Linked DNA regions of Homo sapiens: region 2 is linked to region 1. The links are chromatin loops, found by intact Hi-C in ENCODE. Cell type or tissue: PC-3. All regions are shown on one strand. Links, peaks and the distances in the headings refer to the core of each region. The heading gives the core; the rest is flanking DNA.

Region 1 (5,348 bases), core at 536-4,535:
AAATAACACGGGGACACCGTGATTGAAAATAAAAGGTAGAGAATGATGGTTTAATCATGATGTCTTTTATTCTTTTTTTGGTTTTATTTGTGAAAAATAGACTGCACAGCAGGCATCTTCATCCTCACCCAGCCTGAGTGGAACGTCGTATTCTTTCTCTTCCCTGGAAAATACAGTGAAGACACCCAGCAGTTTTCCTTCCTCCTTATCTAAAGAGAGACAATCCTTGCCTGACACAGTTAACAGTTTGTCTGCTGCTGAAGATGAGGGACAACCAATAACGTTTGCTGTGCAAGTTCATTCACCTGTACCCTCAGAGGCAGGCATCCACAAGGCCCTGGAAAACAGTTTTGTCACATCAGAAAGTGGATTTTTGAACTCTTTATCTAGTGATGATACTTCTTCATTGAGTAGCAATCATGACCATCTTACTGTCCCAGATAAGCCTGCTGGATCAAAGATCATGGACAAAGGTAAACCAATAAATTATTTATTCTTCGTTAGAGAGTGAATATTTGTTTGTATATGGAACTGTAATATTAATTTGTAACAAGAATGGTTAAACTCATGAATGATGATTCAATAATTAGTCAAGTGGGGCTATGCCCAGAGGTTGCTTTGTAGAGGAGTTTGCATGTGGACAACTCCAGCTACTAGGCCACTAATTACTTGCTATAAGTGTCACTAACCAATTGCTTCAGAACTCCAAGACATGTGATCATAAAATAATGATACTTTTCCACCAATCGGAGAAAAAACTTGCCTCTTTTTTGGTCCCATGTCCCATGCGCTGGAGCCTGTGGTGGTTAAATCAGGATTTTGTAGTCTGGTATTCATAACATCACCTTGATAGTTCAAAATGAGCTTAGATCAGCCACTTTCTCTGGGCTGTGCCCCAGACAGTATCTAATTCTTAGCCTGTCGGCTCCTGAATGTTCCTGTGTGGTTGATGGGAAGACAGACAATTTGCATGCACTTTGTGCAGCATTAGAACCTTTACATATAAAGGAGAGCACAACTCATGCGTTCAGAAAACATTTTAAGTCTTAACAAAGGAAAGAATTAATTGTGTGTGGAAGTTAATAATATGAGGTTTAAAAAATACTCTGATAACTGGTCCTTGTCTTTTATCCAGGACTAACTTATTTTTATTACTGTTCAATCGTGACGTATCTTTTCTGATTGTGCGCTATTCATTCTGCTGTAAAACACGCTTACCTGATGGAAGATACTGAGCAGTGAAAGAATGATGAGTTTGGTTTGTATATTTTTGGTGTGCCATTGAGAGAAAGTTGACTTGCTAAATTCTCATAATCACTTGCCAGAGTGTCTAATGACATAGATGACTGCTCTCTCCTCTCCTCTAGCCTAATCAGGGAATGTTTCTTTAAGTTCTCAAATTTCAGATGGGTACCCTGCTAATTTAATTTTTGGTATCAGCGTAATTTGCCCAAGGATCACAACTGCAGAACAAGTTGTGTGTGTGTGTGTGTGTGTGTGTGTGTGTGTATGTAATATTTTAAAAGTATGTAAATTTCATTACTCAGCCTGGTAACTAATTCTCCAAGTTATAACAGTTGTCACCACTCTCTGAGGCCTTACCTAAAGATGCTTTACACAGACCTGCCTGGCCTCTGATGGCATTTTTCTTATACTTCTCCCCTTTATTTAGGCCAACTATCTAGATTAGAAGAACTGGAGTAAATAAAGTCTGGCAAACCAACCTATTTCTAGAGGTGAATGAGTAGCATAGGGAGGAGAAAGGAAACCTTGTCACTGAGGAATGGAGAGGGCTGAAGATTGGACTGTGAGGAAGAGTAGTCTCAACCCGCCCTCAGGTTTGTGAGTTGCTGTCGTTTGGTGAAAGTATTGAGCTTAATTGTATCTCCTTGGAAGCACAGAATTGAGTTCAATGGTGCAAGTCAAAAGGAGATAGATTCATGCTCAGCATAAGAACTTTTTTTTGATGTTGTGAACTCTTCAAAAAATAGAATGGGTTCCTTGGAAAGGAATGCATTCCTTATCACTGGAGGTCTTTACTCATTCTGAGACAAACATTTTCATTGAATATTGATTGCCTATTGTGTATTGGTCACACCTCTTGTTCTTGAAAAGATATACTGAAGAGAGAATTTAAGCATCTTGAACTAGATGACCTCTATCTTGATGCTTAGAAGAGACTTCCAGATATAGGACTGGTGAAACTAAAGAAAATAATAAAAAGTACTACATCTATTATTTTTCTCCTACAAACGCTTACTTTAATCACTGGGTCGTAAGTAGAACTAAAAAAATTTCAAACACACACACACACCCCCCAGGATGAGCATAGCTTCAAAAACATACTAGAGAATAAAATCCCATTTGCATTCTTTCCCAAGAGATAACCCTGGAGGTTGAGGGTTTTCTTTTAGGACCATAGCCAGAGACATGGGAAGATGCAACAGTCCTTGTTCCTGGCTAAATGCCATTCCAGGATTGCATGTGCTGTAGAGCCTGGCTGGGTACCACCAGCCCTTTTAATGTAAGAATGAAGCAACCTGGTATTATTTAGTTTTGAGTTACATGCAGAGTGACCAGCAAAATCTGTATACTTCTTCAAACAGCTCAATGTGACAGTATTCCTCTTGGTAAAAAGGAAAAGAAAATGAAAGTATTTTTTTTCTCTCATTGATTTGTTGGCAGTTCTCATATGCTACAGAATTTTTGCTGATGATTTTCTTCTGCTGCTGGGGATTTGGTTAAATTCCCAGAAGAACTGAACCACTTAAAGTCATCTCTATGGAAACAGCAACCCAATCTTTGCTTGCATTTGTGATGACTTGCTGTTGAGTAATCAAATTTCATATTGTGCATTTTTTTTTACATGTGTGTTTATGTGTTGCAGACAAAGGTAGCTTTTCATTTTTGTGACTTTTAAAAGGTATTGTTTTTGAGTTACTAATAAAAAATTCCTGAAATTCTTGTGTCTGAAATTGTTCAAGGTGTTTTTATATCAGGGATAGAAATCTTAACATGGTTCAAAATGAGAGCTAGGATTTTAAAAGATTAAGTCCCAGTCTCAGGATGCATTTGCTGGAAGAAGAGGCTTTCATCCTAGCAAAGATTCTTAAAGATTAATAACTGAGTCCTGAAACAAGCAGACAGTACATATTACAGTCTTCCTTTTATTTAGACAATGAAAGAAATATTTTTGCAGTTAGTATGCAATTAAAATTGTGGTTGCTAGGATTTTATGCTGAATTTAAATACTCTGTTAGACATTTTCTCCTGTAGTGTTAAGCTATTGAAAAAATAAAATCAGGGTGTTAATTGCCTCCTATTGCCTTTCTTCACTGAGAGTTCCAGGTTCCAGAGCTCTAGGAATTATTCACTGATTATTTTCACAAAGCATAATGGGAAAAGAGGTGAGAGGGTTAATGACATGTTCATTTCAGCTCAATTTTACCCTGTGCTCCTCATTTCTTTTGTTAGAAATTTTTTGAACCATGACTTATGCCTGTGTGATAGTAAGTCACATATGTACAACACACACTACCTGCTGACAATGTGGAGACAATGTCACTTCTACTTAATGAATGAAGAAACCTTACTCTGGATGCTGAAAAGCTGCATGTCAGCAAATAAGACGAATACCCAATTTATACAAATAAATTATCAGGTATAAGCACAGCCAGAATTGATCTGGGAGTCATGTAGATAACAAGCTTAATTAAAAAAAATAAAACATTGTTAAAGAAGAGGCAGGCATTCTAGAGCATGCATGATGTTTCAGGAAAGTGACATGAATGAGCCAGATTTTAGGATTTAAAAAATATTAACAAAATTGTACACAATCTGAGTGTGAACAGTACTTTAGCTAGCTACTTTGAGAGTTGCTGTTGGAATCATGCAGTATGCCTCCTCAGGAAGTATGTAATAAAAAATAAGTCCAAAACTGGACTCCATTCAATTTTGCATTATTATATTGTGTATATATCATTTTTTTGAGTACCTAACATACATGTGCTGATGTACTTTGTGCTAAAGTGAATAAAATGTGAACCAGGGGGACTGGGCAGGGTGGCTCACATCTGTAATCCCAGCACTTTGTGAGGCCGAGGTAGGCGGATCACGAGGTCAGGAGTTCGAGACCAGCCTGGCCAACATAGTAAAACCCTGTCTCTACTAAAAATACAAAAATTAGCCAGGTATGGTGGCACACACCTGTAATCCCAGCTACTCTAGAGGCTGAGGCAGGAGAATTGCTTGAACCTGCGAGGCAGAGGTTGCAGTGAGCCGAGATTGCACCACTGCACCCCAGCCTGGGTGACAGAGCAAGACTCCGTTTCAAAAAAAAAAAAAAAAAATTGTGAACAAGGTACAATTCTGGTCTAAAAAATGTTAACACCTAATGGGCTGAGTGGGAGGAACTAGACACATTTAACAAAAGAAAGCAGAGTAAAATAGGTGCCACAGAAGAGATACAGAGCACTCCAGAGAGAGGTTTAAAAGAGAGCAGGGACCCAAGACAAGATCTCATCTAAGTGGCAAGATATGTACATGGAGAAGGGAGGCGTGGGTAAAGGGGATGGAAAGGACATTTGGTTGAGGTTGAATACTGGGATAGGTGTTCCTTAATTTAAACAGCTAATGGATGACCATTTCTCATCAGGGTGAGTTGGAAGTATGCTTTAGAAAAATTATTGTAGCTGGGCCAGGCACGGTGGCTCACACCTGTAATCCCAGCACTTTGGGAGGCCGAGGTGGGCGGATCACAAGGTCAGGAGATCGAGACCATCCTGGCTAACATGGTGAAACCCCATCTCTATTAAAAACACAAAAAATTAGCCAGGTGTGGTGGCGGGCGCCTGTAGTCCCACCTACTCGGGAGGCTGAGGCAGGAGAATGGTGTGAACCCTGGAGGCGGAGATTGCAGTGAGCCGAGATCGTGCCACTGCACTCCAGCCTGGGTGACAGAGCGAGATTCTGTCTCAAAAAAAAAAAAAAAAAAGAAAGAAAAGAAAAATTATTTTAGCTGTAGAGTGCAGGGAAGAAGAGAATAAGAGGAGACAGGACATAAGAAGGTTTAGGGAGCCTGCATAACAGCTGAGGTGGCAGTGGAGACGGGAAGGAAGGGGAGATGAGGGGTTCTGCAGCATGCCTATCAGGGTGAAGACTGATCTTGGCCTTTGTATCCTCAGCACTTAATTTTGTTCCTAGAACATTACCTAGTAATCTTGTTTTGTGAAGTATCATTTGATGTTGGGAAAACCTTGAATATATGATCATTGGCATCAATGGCATTGATCTCAGGCATGGGTGATTCACCACCTGCTTTCTCTGATCCTGTGTCAGGTGGCTAAAGA
Region 2 (4,814 bases), core at 474-4,473, 120 kb before region 1:
TGATTAAGAGACCTCTTGAAAGCCAAGAATTTTCTCTCTTTCCAAAAGAAAAGCCCATGCCTGAGCCGTGTATTGGGAGCGTGGAACAGACTTCAGGCTTGTTTATATGGGCAGGGAGTGCATTCAAACACGATCTTGCTAATCTTGAAGTATCACACCCGGAGCCACTTGCTGCTTTTGAAGGCTTTTTAAATTTAAATAAGATGTTTCCCCGCTTCGCGTCTCAATTTAATTTTGTGCTTCTCACACACTGATAAAAATAAGACATGACACATGCTTTGGTTAGGCTTGGAAAGCAATGATTGATAGCAAGAGAGAAACCTGAACCAGAGAAAGGGAATTAAAAAGGGCCTGGGGGCGGGGGATCATCTTCTGTTTTCTTTATGTGGAAAACATCTTAGGAGTAGAAACAATTTTTTGAACAAATATATTTAAAAAATGTTTAGTAGGCACATTTTTCTGCCATGTTATAATGAGAAACAGATGTAGATGCTGTTAAATCATGTCAAATATGAACTGCCTGTGTACCCCATGTATATGTGTAAATATTTAACTAGAAAAACAGTCACATGAGAACTATTCTGGAGTGATCTTGGAAGCAGGAAGCCACAAATTATAGGTCTGAAATTTACCATGCATGGCTTATGAGTCCAGATAAGTAAAACCAAATGAAAAGACTCTGAAAATTTTATAAACAGTTCATGTTTTTGGGTAAGGGGAGGGAAGGGAAAAGAGCAGAATGAATTTTAATATACTTCATTCACGCACAATTGGTATGTTCAATTATAACCAGAGTACTAAGAATAATATGACAAGAATTTAGTTATACATTTAAATCTAAGATATTAGTTATCACCCTGCTGCATAGAAAAAATTACTATGGAATCATAGCTTATCTTCAATTAGGTTCTAAAGTCAGCACATAAAGCAAAAATTACAAACATTCACATTTATCCTTGAAAGTTCCCCTTGTTGACATCATGTTTGAGACAGACACACATAGGTTGGCTAACGTGGCCAGTGCTGAAACAGATCATATCTTCTGAAGGTTCCAGATGATGAAATTAGCTTTTGTGTATGGATGGAATGAGGGAAAAAATAATTATTGACATTGGGTGCATGTTGTATAGAAAATATGTATTGTTTTCTTCTTCTTCTTTTTTTTTTTTTTTTTTTTGAGACAGGGTCTCACTCTGTCAGCCAGGCTGGAGCGCAGTGGTGTGATCTCGGCTCACTGCAGCCTCTCCTGGGCTCAAGCAATCTACCCACCTTGGCCTCCCAAAGTGCTGAGACTAGAGGCGTGAGCCACCACACCCGGCCAAGAAAATACATATTGTTAAAACCAGAAGCACATCGTGATTCTAGTAAGGTGGAAATGAAAGCAGATTTGTGCCTTCCATCTCGGTCCCAATCTGGGGCTTATCCTTCTGAAGGGCAAGAGTGGAATGAATCCTACCCTACATTATTCCTTCATTTGTTTTCAAGTTAAATTTTAATTCCCTGGAAATAATATTCTCAAATTACCTTCTGTGACCTAAATTATTTTATTGGGTCTTGGTCTTCATGTAGTGAAAGGCACAGGTCATTAGTGCTGCAGCTCCATGAGTTTTGACAAATGTGTATGTTCATGGAACTCAAACTATTACCAAAAACCAGAATTTTTCCCGTCTTGCTCCATTAAGGTCAATCCCCCCACCCTCTACTCTCACCAGGGCAACCACTGTTCAGATTTCTTTCTCCAAAGGTTAGTCTTGCCTGTTCCAGAACTTCATAGCAAAGTTGTCATGTGGCTTGTACTTTTACATATCTGACTTCTTTTGTTCAGCATAATGTGTGTGAGATTAATCTATGCTCTTGGGTAAATTATCAGTAGTATTTTGTTTCTGTTTATTACTATATATTCTGTCTTATGAACATATTACAATTTGTTTATCTGTTCCTATTGATGGACAGTTGGGTTGTTTCCAACCTGAATTATAAGCAAACTAGCTATGAATATTCATAGACAAATCTTTGCGTGGATACATGTTTTTCTTTCTCTTCAGTAAATACTAAAGGGCAGACCTGGTGGTCACAGAACATATTATGTTTATAAGAAAGCACCAAACATTTAAAAAAAAACCGGTTGTAGCTTTTTACATTCTCATCTTTGTATGAGACCAACATCTTTCTGACTTTTCCCATTATAGTGGGTGTGTAGTGGTATCTCATTGTGGTTTTATGGCATTTTCCTAATGATTCACTATGTTGAGCACTGTTTTATGTATTTTTTGGCCATTTTTACATTTTTTTGTTAAGTGTCTGAGTCATTTGCTTTTTTTTTTTTTTTTTTTTTTTTTTTGAGATGGAGTCTCTCACTGTCGCCCAGGTTGGAGTGCAGTGGTGCAATCTTGGCTCACTGCAACCTCTGCCTCCCAGGTTCAAATGATTCTTCTGCCTTAGCCTCCTGAGTAGCTGGGATTACAGGAGCCTGCCACCATGCCCAGCTAATTTTTTGTATTTTTAGTAGAGACGGGGTTTCACTGTGTTGGCCAGGCTGGTCTCGAACTCCTGACCTCGTGATCCACCCACCTCGGCCTCCCAAAGTGCTGGGATTACAAGCGTGAGCCATTGTGCCTGGCCCATTTGCTCATTTTTAATTGGTCTACTTGTCATTTTATTATCGAGTTGGAGGAATTCTTTATGTATTCTAGGTACAGATTCTTTGACAAACACATGTTTGATGAATATTTTCTCCCAGCTTGTGGCTTGCTTATTCTATTAACATCACTTGTGATTAGAATTTTTTTCTTTTATGTTTATTGCTTTCCGTATCCTGAGTAAGAAATCTTTGCCTACCCCAAGATCACAAAAATATTACTTTATATTTTCTTCTGGAAGCTTTATAGTTTCAGCTGTCAAGTTTAGGTCTATGAGGTAGGAATTGAAGTTAATTTTTTTTCATATGGCTATCCAGTTTTTCCAGCAGTATTATTATTATTCCAATTAACTAATTAATTTTAATTGAGAAAATTGTATCTACTTACTAGGTACATGTTGTTTTAAAATACGTATATATTGTGGAATGGCTAAATTGAACTAAATAACATGTCTAATCTTACATACTCATTTTTTGTTGTGAGAACACTTAAAATTTACACTTTTAGTGATTTTCAGGAATACAATACATCGTTATTAACTGTACTTACCATGCTGTACAATAGCTCTCTTGAGTTTATTTCTCCTGTTTCATTGAACTTTTATATAGTTTGACCAACATCTCCTCTTCCCCTAACCCTTGGTAACTAACCACCATCCTATTCTTTGCATCTATGACTTCAATCTCTTTAGAATCCACATGTAAGTGAGAGTATGCAGTATTGGTTTTTCTGTGTCTGGCTTATTTCATGTAACATAATGTTCTCCAGGTTTATTCATGTTGTTGCAAATGACAGAATTTCCTTCTTTTTTTAAATACAGAATAGTATACCTTGTGTATCTAGGCATAACTCAGAGATATTGCAGGTTTGGTTCCGGACCACAGCAATAAAGTAAGTATCACAATAAAGTGAGTCACCTTAATTTTTTTGGTTTCCCAGTGCATATAAAAGTGATGCTGTGCTGTAGTTTATTAAGTGTACAATAGCATACATCTAAAAAAATGTGCTTCCCTATGAGTGAAGGAGAGGGCCAATAATGGCAACCCAATTTTACAGTGTTACCTAAAGTGAGGGTTAAGAATTTGCACATGTTGGCTGGGAGCAGTGGCTCTTGCCTATAATTCCACCACTTTGGGAGGCTGAGGCAGGCAGATTGCTTGAGGCCAGGAGTTCAAGACTAGCCTGGCCAACATGGTGAAACTGTCTCTACTGAAAATACCAAAATTAGCCAGGCCTGGTGGTTCATGCCTGTACTCGCAGCTACTTGGGAGGCTGAGGCACAAGAATAACTTGAACCTGGGAGGCGGAGATTGCAGTGAGCTGAGATTGCAGTGAGCTGAGATTGCAGTGAGCTGAGATTGGGCCACTGCACTCCAGCCTGGGTGACAGAGTGAGACTGTCCACCACCGCTCCCCCCCAAAAAAAATTGCACATTTTAATTTTGATTCTAGATTTCTGTACTTAGATTTTCATCAATTTCCCATCAATATTTAAAACTTCAAATTTGACTCTGTTTTCCCTATTTGAAGACAGATGGGGGATTGGTATCTCAGGGCCAAATACAGGGATGCTAGTGTGACTATCAGCTCCCAAGCTTGGTATAGATCCACAGGACTAAGATAAAATCCGGGACTTAGTTGTCATTAATGGTGGATACTGGCCCATTCCCATCTGTGATCGTTACCACAAAGGAAATTGACTTAGAGCCTCTGACTCTGGTTCTTGCCTTATGCCTTATAACTATGTTCAAAATAAGGATCTTGACACTGAACTCCATACTGGGGATCTGGGCTACTTGTAACTCAGCTTATTTATGTCAATGAAACAGCTGTTATTAGAGAAAGCTGTTCAGTTTCTAAGGGCTCCCACTCTTTGCCTTCACGGACCCTGTTTTTCCCTGTAGAAATGTCATGTTCATAGAAATGCTCTGGCCCTACAAATATTTACTGAGCACCAAGATGATTAAGTGCTTAGGTACATGAGTGAGCAAAAATATTCACTGTCCATGTTCTCCCAGGACTTTTAGTCTAATGGAGAGACAGATGTTAATCAAGTAATCACACTAGTGGGCTAGGCATGGTGGCTCACGCCTATAATCCCAGCACTTTGGGAAGCCAAGGCGGGCAGATCATTTGAGGTCAGGAGTTCGAGATTAGCCTGGCCAACATGGTGAAA

The links. Peaks named below come from ENCODE experiments on the same cell type or tissue, not always from the same donor. Only the 100,000 strongest peaks of a DNase experiment are listed, where the experiment ranks them.
Region 2: it touches region 1 in a loop (3-fold over the local background); 1 of 110 quality-filtered maps calls a loop at or near these places.

Annotation. Positions count from the first base shown.
Region 1 is chr6:154,194,793-154,200,140 of GRCh38, reverse strand. It overlaps IPCEF1 (interaction protein for cytohesin exchange factors 1), which reads left to right. Exons shown (of 12, transcript NM_001130700.2): 10 at 101-473. It also overlaps a transcript of OPRM1 not described here. Among named protein-coding and RNA genes, the nearest start is that of OPRM1, 160 kb to the right of the region's middle. In PC-3, for the core only: no CTCF peak of the experiment used is centred there; a DNase peak (open chromatin) is centred at 2,800; H3K27ac peaks cover 317 bases.
Region 2 is chr6:154,315,076-154,319,889 of GRCh38, reverse strand. All of the region lies in intron 1 of IPCEF1 (interaction protein for cytohesin exchange factors 1), which reads left to right. Among named protein-coding and RNA genes, the nearest start is that of IPCEF1, 39 kb to the left of the region's middle. In PC-3, for the core only: no CTCF peak of the experiment used is centred there; no DNase peak of the experiment used is centred there; H3K27ac peaks cover 998 bases.